Regions from separate parts of the Homo sapiens genome. Here region 2 is linked to region 1. Evidence: chromatin loops called from intact Hi-C (ENCODE). Cell type or tissue: gastrocnemius medialis. All regions are shown on one strand. Each heading gives the region's core, and the rest is flanking DNA. Links, peaks and the distances in the headings are about the cores only. Region 1 overlaps TTC7A (tetratricopeptide repeat domain 7A). Region 2 overlaps MCFD2 (multiple coagulation factor deficiency 2, ER cargo receptor complex subunit).

Region 1 (4,000 bases), core at 1-4,000:
TGTCGAGGTCATCATCCAGCACACGGGGCTGGATGGGGGGGAGGGGTCAGAGATTTGGGCACACGGTGCCCCTGCTGCACCCTCAGCGTCAAGGGGCCCCTCCATTCCTTCATGCTGTCTTCCCCTTTCTGATTTTCCCTCTGCTCTCATCATCCTCCTGCCTACCCCCTGACCTCTTCTCTTGCTTGTCTGTCTCCGGTTTTCCTCCTCTTCCCTCCATCTCTCTCCACCCCCTCTCCTCTGTGCTTTCTCTCGGCAGGCTACAAATGGAAAACATCTGTTCCCTGGAGCTTTGCAAGAGGCCCTTTTATTATTTTTTTGAGGCATCCTGGTCTAACCCTGCACCCAGAGCTGGTTCCAGTCTTCCTGCCAAAGCCGAGGCTCTCCCACCCCGGGCAGGGGGATGGGCCCACTTTCCATGGGCTATTTCCACACCCCCTTTGCAGGGAGGGCCTTGCCCGCAGGCTGGCCCTGTGCTAATGAGCAGGGTACAGAGAGCCTGGGCCCACCCCCAAGGCCTCTTAGGGCTTCTCCAGGTGAGTGTGCTTCCTACAGAGACCCTCCCCCAGACTTCAGAGAGGTGAGCCACAGGGCAGGAGAGAAATAGGTTAGTCCCCCCAAAAGAATTCACCATGGCTAGCCTTGACCCTCAGTGGGGGCCATTTGGGTGACCCAAAGGAAATAAGCATCAGACACTCAGAGCATATAAATGCCCAGAAAAAGAAGGAAGGTGGGGAGAGGGCAAGGGAGGAAGGAGAGTGAAGATCAAGGGGACTAGAATGGAGAACGCCCAGGCCAACACAGGGAATCCAAAGGTCTCCAGGGAGTTCTCAGGTTGGTCTGAGACCCTCCATCCCTGGGACCTAGAGGGCACAAGGCAGTCAGGGGCTGCATGGGCCTGTCCTGAGAGTGGCCTCGCTGACTCGGGAAGCTGGGAGGAGGGAAGAAAAAGCTGGAGCCAGGGAAGAGGAGGACGTGGGAAGAAGGCACTGAATGAAGACAGGAGGGGGGCAGGAAGGATGACAAAGAGTAGAGGAGCATGTAGGACCAAGGGTGAGCGCCAGCTTCTCCCTGGACTATGGCTTCATCATAAACACCCGCTTCAGCCACAGCGCTGGCCACCCCACCCCAGCCCCCCAAGTCTGCCCAGGAGACACCTGGGGTGGCCTCCAACTGCGGGCCAGAGCACCGGCACCAGACCACAGGAGTCTGGCACTGGGGAGCTGAGACTCAGGCCAGCTTCCCCTAAACCTGGAGAAAGCCCAGAGCTACCCATGAGCCCTTGGACCTCCAGGGTAGGGGCACTCTCCCTACATGCGTCTCCTGCTCTGGCCCACTGTCAGCTCCCAGAGCCGTGACCTGGGATCATGGGGGTCATGGGGGATGAAGGGGTAGTTCTTGCTTTTAGGGAAAGCACCTCTCTCAACACTCAGATCCTGGAGCATCTATGGGACTCTGTGCCTCTCCCACTCTCACACAGACCCGCTGCCCAAGAGGCATTGCCCTGCAGCCCGTCTCTCAAGTGGGTACCATTCATCAGCTTCTCGCACTGGACTGGAATTGGAAGGAGGCTTGAAGAAGGGAGGAGAGGAGGGCAAGAGTTGAGAGAGGAAGGCTACGACAGTCTCTTTGAATTCAACCAAAGAGTGAATTCACGATGGAACTTACTGCCATACAGATTGGGATGCAATTTATCTTGAACCAAACCAGGGGGATTAGCTCCTTCCAAAATGATCAAGGCATCTTTTTCCCTTCCTGCAAATTTGCTGCAGCTGGTGGAGTCATTAGGCAGGGTTTGGCGGGGGGATGCTGATTGTATTCTTAGCCTGGGTCAGGTGGGGGAGGCGGTTTAGGGAGATCATTGCCCTGGTGATCTGGTCCTGGCAGCCCTCCATTCAACAGGTGCTTGGTAGATGCTTGCTAGTGATGATGGCAGCCAGGGGAGGGGAGAGGGCTCAGGGGGTGCAAATTACCCTGGAATTCTCTCATGCTCAGAATGAAAGAACTAGGACACCTTCTCATGTTCCTTTCCTGGCCGTGGCGGTTGTGCACCAGTCACCAGTGTATTCTCCCCTTCTTCTAGCAGGATAGATCCCCTGACTTTTTTTTTTTTTTTGAGACAGGGTCTCACTCCCATTGCCCAGGCTGGCATGCAGTGGCACAGTCTCAGTTCACTGCAGCCTCGACTTCCTAGGCTCAAGTGATCCTCCCACCTCAGCCTCCAGAGCAGCTGGGACTACAGGCATGCACCACCATGCCCAGATAATTTTTTTGTATTTTTAGTAGAGATGGGGTTTTACCATGTTGCCTGGGTTGGTCTTGAACTCCTGGGCTCAAGTCGTCTGCCTGCCTCGGCCTCCCAAAGTGCTCGGATTACGGGCATGAGCCACCGCACCCGGCCTGATCCCCTGACTTTTAATGGGACACCCAGAATAATGACATCTGCCAGAGCCCTCGGCAGTTAGGGGCAGTCAAATAACTAAGTTCTGGCCAATGGATCATGAGGGGAGGTGATGTGTGCCAATTCCAGGACATGTCCTTATAGGGAAGGGGGTGCCTTTCTTCCTTGTAAATCGTTTGCCTTGGAATGTGAATGTGGCAGAGAGCCATCCTGGACCACATGGACGACAGTGATACCCTAGGGACAGAAGAGTCGCTGTCCCAGTCAAGGCTGTCATCTGTAAACTGTAAACTGTTACATGAGAAAGAAATAAGCACCCACCTTGTGCAAGACACTGCTATTTTGGATCTGCTACATGCACCCAAACTGGTCTCCTAATACTACACTGCCTGACCCTGATGCAGCGCCACATTCAAAGCATTCAGATGCTGTTCTCGGAGTTCTCTTCTGTGGAGTGAATATCTAAGACAATGACCAAAGAAGAAAGGCTCATGTGCAAATGACTGAAAGGCATGTGTTTCTCTTGACATTCCCAAGTCTAATTACTGGCTTCAGGAGGGCCTTTAACCTTACTTGGAGTTATCAGCACATGCTAACATCCCTAGTATAAAGCAATATACAACCTGAGAACTGCAAGCAAGCTTGTGATGATGGTAGTAAACAAACAAGACAAATCAGGCCGGGCGCAGTGGCTCACGCCTGTAATCCCAGCACTTTGGTGGGCCACGGCGGGCAGATCACTGAGGTGAGGAGTTCGAAACCAGTGTGGCCAACATGGTGAAACCCTGTCTGTACTAAAAATACAAAAAAAATTAGCCGGGCACGGTGGCACACACCTGTAGTCCCAGCTACTCAGGAGGCTGAGGTGGGAGAATCACTTGAACCTGGGAGGTGGAGGTTGCAGTGAGCTGAGATTGCACCACTGCACTCCAGCCTGGGCCACAGAGTGAGACTCTGCCTCAAAAAACCAACCAACCAACCAACCAACCAACCAACCAACCAACCAAACAAACAAACAAAAAAACCCACCAAAAACCCGCCCACCAAAACCAAGGCAAATCATTCAAACAAAGGCCTGGGAGCTCTGGTACAGGCAACCCACAACTGCAGAATCTGATCACTGTGTTACGCTGCATTCCTTAAAGCTGGTGAAGCCCCCATCATGGGTGCGAAGCTGTGGGGGCTGGGGCTCCATGCGGCCCCTTGGAAGTTGGAAGTCATTATTTTAGTCTTAGAAGTCATTAGAATCTTAGAAGACGACGGGAACCTTTGCCTAAGGCGAGGCCTTGTTTATTATTCCTCTGGATTTTTCAACATCCCTCTTCCTACTTAAAACCCAACAAGCTGACTGTGGAGCAAGTGCAGCCTCCGCCCACCCCCAGCATCCGAAGGGACCCCGAGATGCTAACTGGGACAGTTTCTGCATTGTTAAAGTGCTCCCATGTCTAGCCTTCCTGTGAATCCTATCCAATGTTTTTTGCAGATTCAGAACCTACAGTGGGGAGAGTGGGGGCGTACTGCATACTAATGTGCCGTATGTGAGGAACATGCAGTGGGAAACCTTAGATTCTCAGCTAACAAGCATATTCGGACTCTGAC
Region 2 (6,930 bases), core at 1,550-5,549, 150 kb after region 1:
AGGCTGGTCTTGAACTCCTGGGCTCAAGTGATTCACTTGCCTCAGCCTCTCAAAGTATTGAGATTACAGGCATAAGCCACCATGCCCAGCCCGATTCCCTGTTTTCAGTGTACCACTTGGAGGAATTTTTTTTCTTTATGTTTATCGATTTGGCTTTTGTTGCATTCCAATGATTAGAAACCTGCAACAGCAAACCAAAATGAGACAAGTTCAAAATCAGTGATTCTTGGCCTTTATCCCACCTCCCTTAAAGAAGGGATATTTTGGACTCATAGTTACTACATGATTAATCACTTGGTTGCTTTTTGGTGTTATCTAAATAGAATTTCCCCCACCCCCAACACACACACACCAAATTGATATACTAAGCATCCAATCACATAGTTGGAGGAAATGGTGCCATGAGTTCCATGATAGATATCTCCAAAAGAAAAGTTTCATCTTCAGTTACAGTGACATTAAAAATTGGCAGCATATCTGCAAAGGTGGTAATCCCCCCAGCTCCCCAAGGACCATGGCACACAGGCTAAGAACCAGCAGCTTCTGTTCCAGGCACTGTGCCTGATACTGGGAATGTGGATTCAGTCCAAGTCCTCTTAAAGCCCATCCAGCAAGGGGCACTGACAAGTAATCAGGCAGTTTTTCAAGAATTCATTCACACACAAGAAAACAAAAGAAAAAAAAGAATTAATTTGCAGCTGTCATCAGCTGTGGACGGGAGCCTTCTGAAGGGAAGCACTTGGGAGCCTGCAGGACGAATACCTACACCAGACTTGGAATTGAAAAGACCTCACTGGAGAAAGAGACATTTGATGTAAATGAGTCTGAAAGGCTTGGGAGGAGCTTGATTCCCTTCTCTGATCCTTCCTGTCCCAGAACTCTAAGATGTGTGGTCAGAACAAGTTGTTCTGCTATGGCCTAGGCAGTCACTGCTAGGAGTAACCTGAAACCTTGTTTTGTGGTACCAGGTACAGTGGCAGTGGCCTTGTCAGGGTCTGGACACGTTTAAAAAATTTTTTTGAGACAGTCTCACTCTCTTGCCCAGGCTGGAGTGCAGTGGTGTGATCTTGGCTCACTGCAATCTCTGCCTCCCGGGTTCAAGCAATTCTTGTGCCTCAGCCTCCCAAATAGCTGGGATTACAGGTGCACGCCACCATGCCCAGCAAATTTTTTTTTGTATTTTTAGTAGAGACGCATTTTGCCACATTGGCCAGGCTGGTCTCAAACTCCTGACCTCAAGTGATCCACTTGCCTCGGCCTCCCGAAGTGTTGGGATCATAGATGTGAGCCACTGTCCCTGGCCAAGGTCTGGGCACTTTTATTTGGTAAAATTGGAAGTGTAGTTTCTGACTGTTTCTGAATTATTTTGTGGAGATAAGAATTAACCGGAAACTCCTTTTGTATCCGATCCATATAGTATTGGGACAAAATTATGGGATAGATTACATTGAATACATATTCATAAAAAATGGTAGCAGATCTCGGCTCACTGCAGGCTCCACCTCCGGGTTCATGCCATTCTCCTGCCGCAGCCTCCCAAGTAGCTGGGACTACAGGTGCCCGCCACCACGCCTGGCTAATTTTTATTTTTGTATTTTTAGTAGAAACGGGATTTCACCGTGTTAGCCAGGGTGGTCTCGATCTCCTGACCTCGTGATCTGCCCGCCTCGGCCTCCCAAAGTGCTGGGATTACAGGCACGAGCCACCATGCCGGCTGAAAATCACAATTCTAATCTCATGTCTCAAGATAATCTTTGTTATTAGTTTGTGTAGGAAATACACATTTTTATTTTACAAAAGTGTATTATTCTTTATTGCTTTTTTGCAGCCTGTTCTTTTTCATTCAATATATATTGAGCATTCTTTCCTATTAAGTATGACATATTGCTTTTTTTTTTTTTTAAACTACAGATATAAAAGGTCTGAGGTGGCCGGGCACGGTGGCTCATGCCTGTAACCCCAGCACTTTGGGAGGCCGAGGCGGGTGGATCACCTGAGGTCTGGAGTTCGAGATCAGCCTGGCCAAGATGGTGAAACCCTGTCTCTACTAAAAACACAAAAATTAGCTGGACGTGGTGACATGCACCTGTAATCCCAGCTACTCGGGAGGCTGAGGCAGGAGAATTGCTTGAACCTGGGAAGCGGAGGTTGCAGTGAGCCAAGATTGCGCCACTGCACTCCAGCCTGGCGAAAGAACAAGACTCTGTCTCAAAAAAATAAAAATTAAAAAATAAAAGGTCTGAGACAGATTGCATTTTGATGTCACTGTTTAGAAGTAGACTAGATTCTAGGTGCTTTTTAGCACCCTGGAAGTTTCTTCCTTTTTTTGGTGGTGGAGGACAGGGTCTCACTCTGTTACCCAGGCTGGAGTGTACTTCAGCCTTGAACTCCTGGGCTCAAGCAATCTTCCTATCTCAGCCTCCTGAGTGGCTGGGACTATAGGGGTGCACTGCTACGCTCAGCTAATTTTTTATTTTTTGTAGAGATGGGGGTCTGACTGTGTTGTCTAGGCTGATCTCAAACTCCTGGCCTCAAGTGATCCTCCTGCCTCAGCCTCCCAAAGTGCTGGGATTACAGGTATGAACCACCATGCCTGGCCTATCCTGGAAGTTAGACATCCCAGTGACTATTGTCCCCTTTAAGGAGGGGGCCATGGGAAGCAATACTGGTAATGGGAAAAACGGATTTGGGAAATTTTTCTAAGTGTTGTAGGGTGGCATACTCACACTTTCAGGGTTCTGCCCTGAGAGCCTTTTAGGATGGGTAAGAGGGACTATAACACCTCTACCTCTCAGCCCCAGGCACAAAGACAGCTACAGCTTCTGAGCTGAGCCCTGTGTGTAGCATGTAAAGGGGATGACCAGTGCCTTATGGTTTGTCTTTACCACTGCTGGTTTGGGGCTGTGGACTACAATTGACCTGTTAGAAATCCCTGGCCTTGTTATCTAGCAGAATCTGTTTTGCCTGTTGGGAAGTGAGTGTTCGGTCAGGTCTTTTGTTTTTGTATGTAGGTCACCTGGCTGTCCTTCACCTTCCTTTTTGAGGTCAGTCTGTCAGCCCTAGGACAGACCAAGACTTTCCATTGAATCAACAATTATTAAAGGCCTGCCTGACCCTTGGCGGGTAATACTGGTGGGGTTAAAGTTCTCCCTGCCCTCCAAGAGCTTGCTCTGTAGCTGACTGTCATCTTATTGACCACAATTCCAAGTGTGGCCAAACCCTGGGAGTTCCTGATGGCATCCTGATTTCTCTGTAACTTTTCTTTCCAGTGCCCGCTCACTGTAGTTACTTGCCACTGTTACCACCCAGGAGGTACAGAACCTTGTCCGCTGCCGCAGACCTTGATCTGACCCGCCTTACCACTCCCTTGGCTACCATGCTCCTGCCTCTAGTCTTGCTTTTGCCACTTCATGCCTTCCCCACTGTGCTGCCAGATGAGTCATTCTGAAACCAAGCTCTGATCTCACCTCCCATTCATGAATTGTAAGTGACTCTCCTGTCTTTCTCTGCAGGAGATGTCAAGCCCTGGCCTAGTGTGCAAAGCCCTGTCCAGTACAGCCTGTCTAGGCCTTGGAGCCACCTCTGTCCTGTCTGCTTCCTACCCTCTAGGCTGCAGCCCAGCTGAACTACTTGTAGTTTCTTTCCCGCTTGTGGGCACCTGCCACTCTGCTCCCACCATTCCTGTGGTCCTTCAGTCCCTGCATATCTGTCCAGGCCCAGCTGAAGTGTCACCAGCTCTATCAGCCTTCTCTGATTTTCCTCCACTCGGAGGAGATTTCTTCCCCTGAACTCCTAGAGGGTTTTCGCTTTCTCTGATAATCTGATATAACTTGCTGGCTGCCTTTCCTGGTGCTCTTGATAGAAAATATTTCTTTCAGGGGACCATAACTTCTGGGAGGCAAGAATAATCTTCCAGTCCCTTCAAGCTTTCACGTGTTGCTTGGCACTCTGCAGGCACTTCAGGAAACCTCGTGAGCCTTCCCCTGCCATTTGAGTGACTTGGAGTGCCCAGGGTCATCCCACAGTCTCAAAGCAGAGCTGGCATTGGGCCGTGTTTGACAAGCTCTCTTCCTAACCTTACTGCTTCATCAGGTTTCCCAGGATCATACCATGTCAAGCCCTGAACGAAACCTTTGCTCTGATGCTCTGCCTTCCTCTTCTGTGTTTCCCATCTCACAGATATTGATGACCATGAGATCCCTGCTCAGAACCCCCTTCCTGTGTGGCCTGCTCTGGGCCTTTTGTGCCCCAGGCGCCAGGGCTGAGGAGCCTGCAGCCAGCTTCTCCCAACCCGGCAGCATGGGCCTGGATAAGAACACAGTGCACGACCAAGAGTACGTATTCAGCCCGGGCTGTGGTCCAGTGGCCTCCCCATCATCTGCAGCTGAGCCAGCGGCAAGGGCATGCTCAGTCCTCCTTTCCTTCTTCCTGTTTCTATGGCTCCTTGACATTCTTCAAGGATGATTCTTATTCCTTATTGCCACCTATAAGTCAGGTATTCTTTTTTCATCATTGTATCACAGGTGGAAGATCTTTAGGCCCAAATGGGGCACATTACTTGTCTGAATCCGGTCTCTCCTTTTTTTCACCACAGACAGACACACACACATACAAATAGACACACAGGTACACATACACAGTCATAGTAGCAGAATCCAGAAAATAGCTAAGGTTTCTTGACTATAACAAGACCTTTTTTAAATCAACACATTCAAACATTGAATCATTTGTTGCAGCTTTTGTCTTGGGCCAGTTAGCCTCACGCATTATACTCGGTTATCCTTTGTTTTTAAGGCTGGGTGCAGTGGCTCACACCTGTAATCCCAGTGCTTTGGGAGGCTGAGGCAGGTGGATTACTTGAGCCCAGGAATTCGAGACCAGCCTAGGCAATATAGGGAAAACCTGTCTCTACTAAAAAATTGCAAAAAATTAGCTGGATGTGGCAGTACATGCCTATGGTCCCAGCTACTTGGGGGGCTGAAGTGGGAGAATCAACTGAGCTTGGGAAGTTGAGGCTACAATGAGCCAAGATCACGCTCCTGCACTCCAGCCTGGGTGGCAGAGTGAGACCCTGTCTCAAAAAAAAAAAAAAGTTTTAAAGGACATATTTTTAAATTGATGGCCTGAAAATGTTATAACAAAATTCTAATAATAAAGAGGAAAGAATACCCTAATCCTGCCAGCATAACAGATGGTCTATTTGACTTTTCCTGCTCCTCTCAAGGCCTTGTCTATCTCTGTGTAATCCTTGAGTGTGGTCTGCCACTGCTGGTGTTTGTTTTTCTGAGCTGGAGGAAGTTTAAGATCTTGAACTTTTCAGAGTCCTTAAGATTTCAGCATGATCCCAGTATCTGTCAATTGGCCTGAACCTGACTGTTGATTTTTAGGCATATCATGGAGCATCTAGAAGGTGTCATCAACAAACCAGAGGCGGAGATGTCGCCACAAGAATTGCAGCTCCATTACTTCAAAATGCATGATTATGATGGCAATAATTTGCTTGATGGCTTAGAACTCTCCACAGCCATCACTCATGTCCATAAGGAGGTAGGTCTGGCAGTGGCTTGGGGGACTGTATCACAGAAAGGCTTCCCTTTGTTAATTTGGTCCCCAGTCTTGTTGACTTGTGTTGTCCTTATGTGCCAAGAGTGCTGCTTCTCCACTGGGCATGATGGCTCGCATCTGTAATCCCAGCACTTTGGGAGGCCAAAGTGGAAGGATCACTTGAGCCAGGAGTTCAAGACCAGCCTTGGCAATATAGTGAGACCCTGTCTCTACAAAACAAACAAAACAAAAATTAAAAAATTAGCCAGGCCTGGTAGTGCATGCCCGTAGTTCTACGTACTCAGGAGGCTAAGGTGGGAGGATTGCTTGAGTCCAGGATGTCGAGGCTATAGTGAGCCATAATCATGCCACCGCACTTCAGCCTGGGCAACAGAGTGAGGCCTTGTCTCAAAAAGAGAAAAAAAGAAAAGAAAAAAAAAGGTGCTGCTGCTTCTTTCTCTTCTGTGTTCTGCCTCTTTCTGTCCAACGATCCTTCCCGCAAAGGATAACTTGCTGAGGCAGAAGTCCCAGGGCTGGGCATTTGTATCTTTAAGTGCTACAGGCATTTCTGTTACACACCAGAGTATGAGAATCAGTGCCTAAAAGACAGACCGTATTCAAACTGCAGAGCAAGGGAGAAGTTGTTTAATGGTGAATTGACACCAAGGGATTCAGGGACGTGGCAGTAATTGAGGGCTTGTGTGATACTGTATGGTGCTCCAAAGTTTCTGAAGCCCTTTCAAGTAGGTTAGAGATCTCGTTGGATCTTTGCAACATCTTGAGTAGGCAGTGGCAGGCATTGTTAATACTTCCATTTTCAGTGGTGCATGCCTGTAGTCCCAGCTACTCATGATGCTGAAGTAGGAGGATCACTTGAACCTGAGAGGTTGAGGCTGTGGCAAGCTGCGATGTTGCCACTGAATTCCAGCCTGGGCAATAGAGCGAGATCCTGTCTCAGAAAACAAAAAACAAACAAAACCCTCCCATTTTCTAGGTGAAGACACTGAAATCAAGATCTTGTGCCAGGCTAAGCACAGTGGCTCATGCCTATTATCCCAGCACTTTGGGAGGTTGAGGCAGGAGGATCGCTTGAGCCCAGGAGTTCAAGACCAACCTGGGCAGCATGGTGATATCCCGTCTCTACAAAAATTAGCTGGACATAGTGATGCTTGCCTGTAATCCCAGCTGCTGGGGTGACGGGGTGGGAGGGTAGTGGGGAGGAACACCTGAGCCTGGGAGGTCGAGGCTGCAGTGAGCTGTGATCGTGCTACTGGACTCCAGCCTGGGTGACAGAGTCAGACCCTGTCTCAAAAAAAAAAAAAAAAAAAAAAAAAAAATCCTCGTGCCTCCACATTTAATGTCATTCCCCTTCTGCCACACTGCCCT

What was found. Peaks named below come from ENCODE experiments on the same cell type or tissue, not always from the same donor. Only the 100,000 strongest peaks of a DNase experiment are listed, where the experiment ranks them.
Region 2: a loop joins it to region 1, with 3 times the contacts of the local background. A loop is called at or near these places in 2 of 110 quality-filtered maps.

The regions. Positions count from the first base shown.
Region 1 is chr2:47,052,952-47,056,951 of GRCh38, reverse strand. The region is part of intron 18 of TTC7A (tetratricopeptide repeat domain 7A); the gene reads right to left. Among named protein-coding and RNA genes, the nearest start is that of STPG4, 100 kb to the left of the region's middle. RefSeq lists an enhancer at 404-1,352. In gastrocnemius medialis, for the core only: no CTCF peak of the experiment used is centred there; DNase peaks (open chromatin) are centred at 1,871 and 2,651; H3K27ac peaks cover 4,000 bases.
Region 2 is chr2:46,906,427-46,913,356 of GRCh38, reverse strand. MCFD2 (multiple coagulation factor deficiency 2, ER cargo receptor complex subunit) reads left to right here. Exons shown (of 4, transcript NM_139279.6): 2 at 4,180-4,334; 3 at 5,388-5,547. The coding sequence starts at 4,186. MCFD2-AS1 (MCFD2 antisense RNA 1) reads right to left here. Exons shown (of 2, transcript NR_199007.1): 2 at 4,679-6,473. Among named protein-coding and RNA genes, the nearest start is that of MCFD2, 5.9 kb to the left of the region's middle. In gastrocnemius medialis, for the core only: no CTCF peak of the experiment used is centred there; a DNase peak (open chromatin) is centred at 3,486; H3K27ac peaks cover 3,150 bases.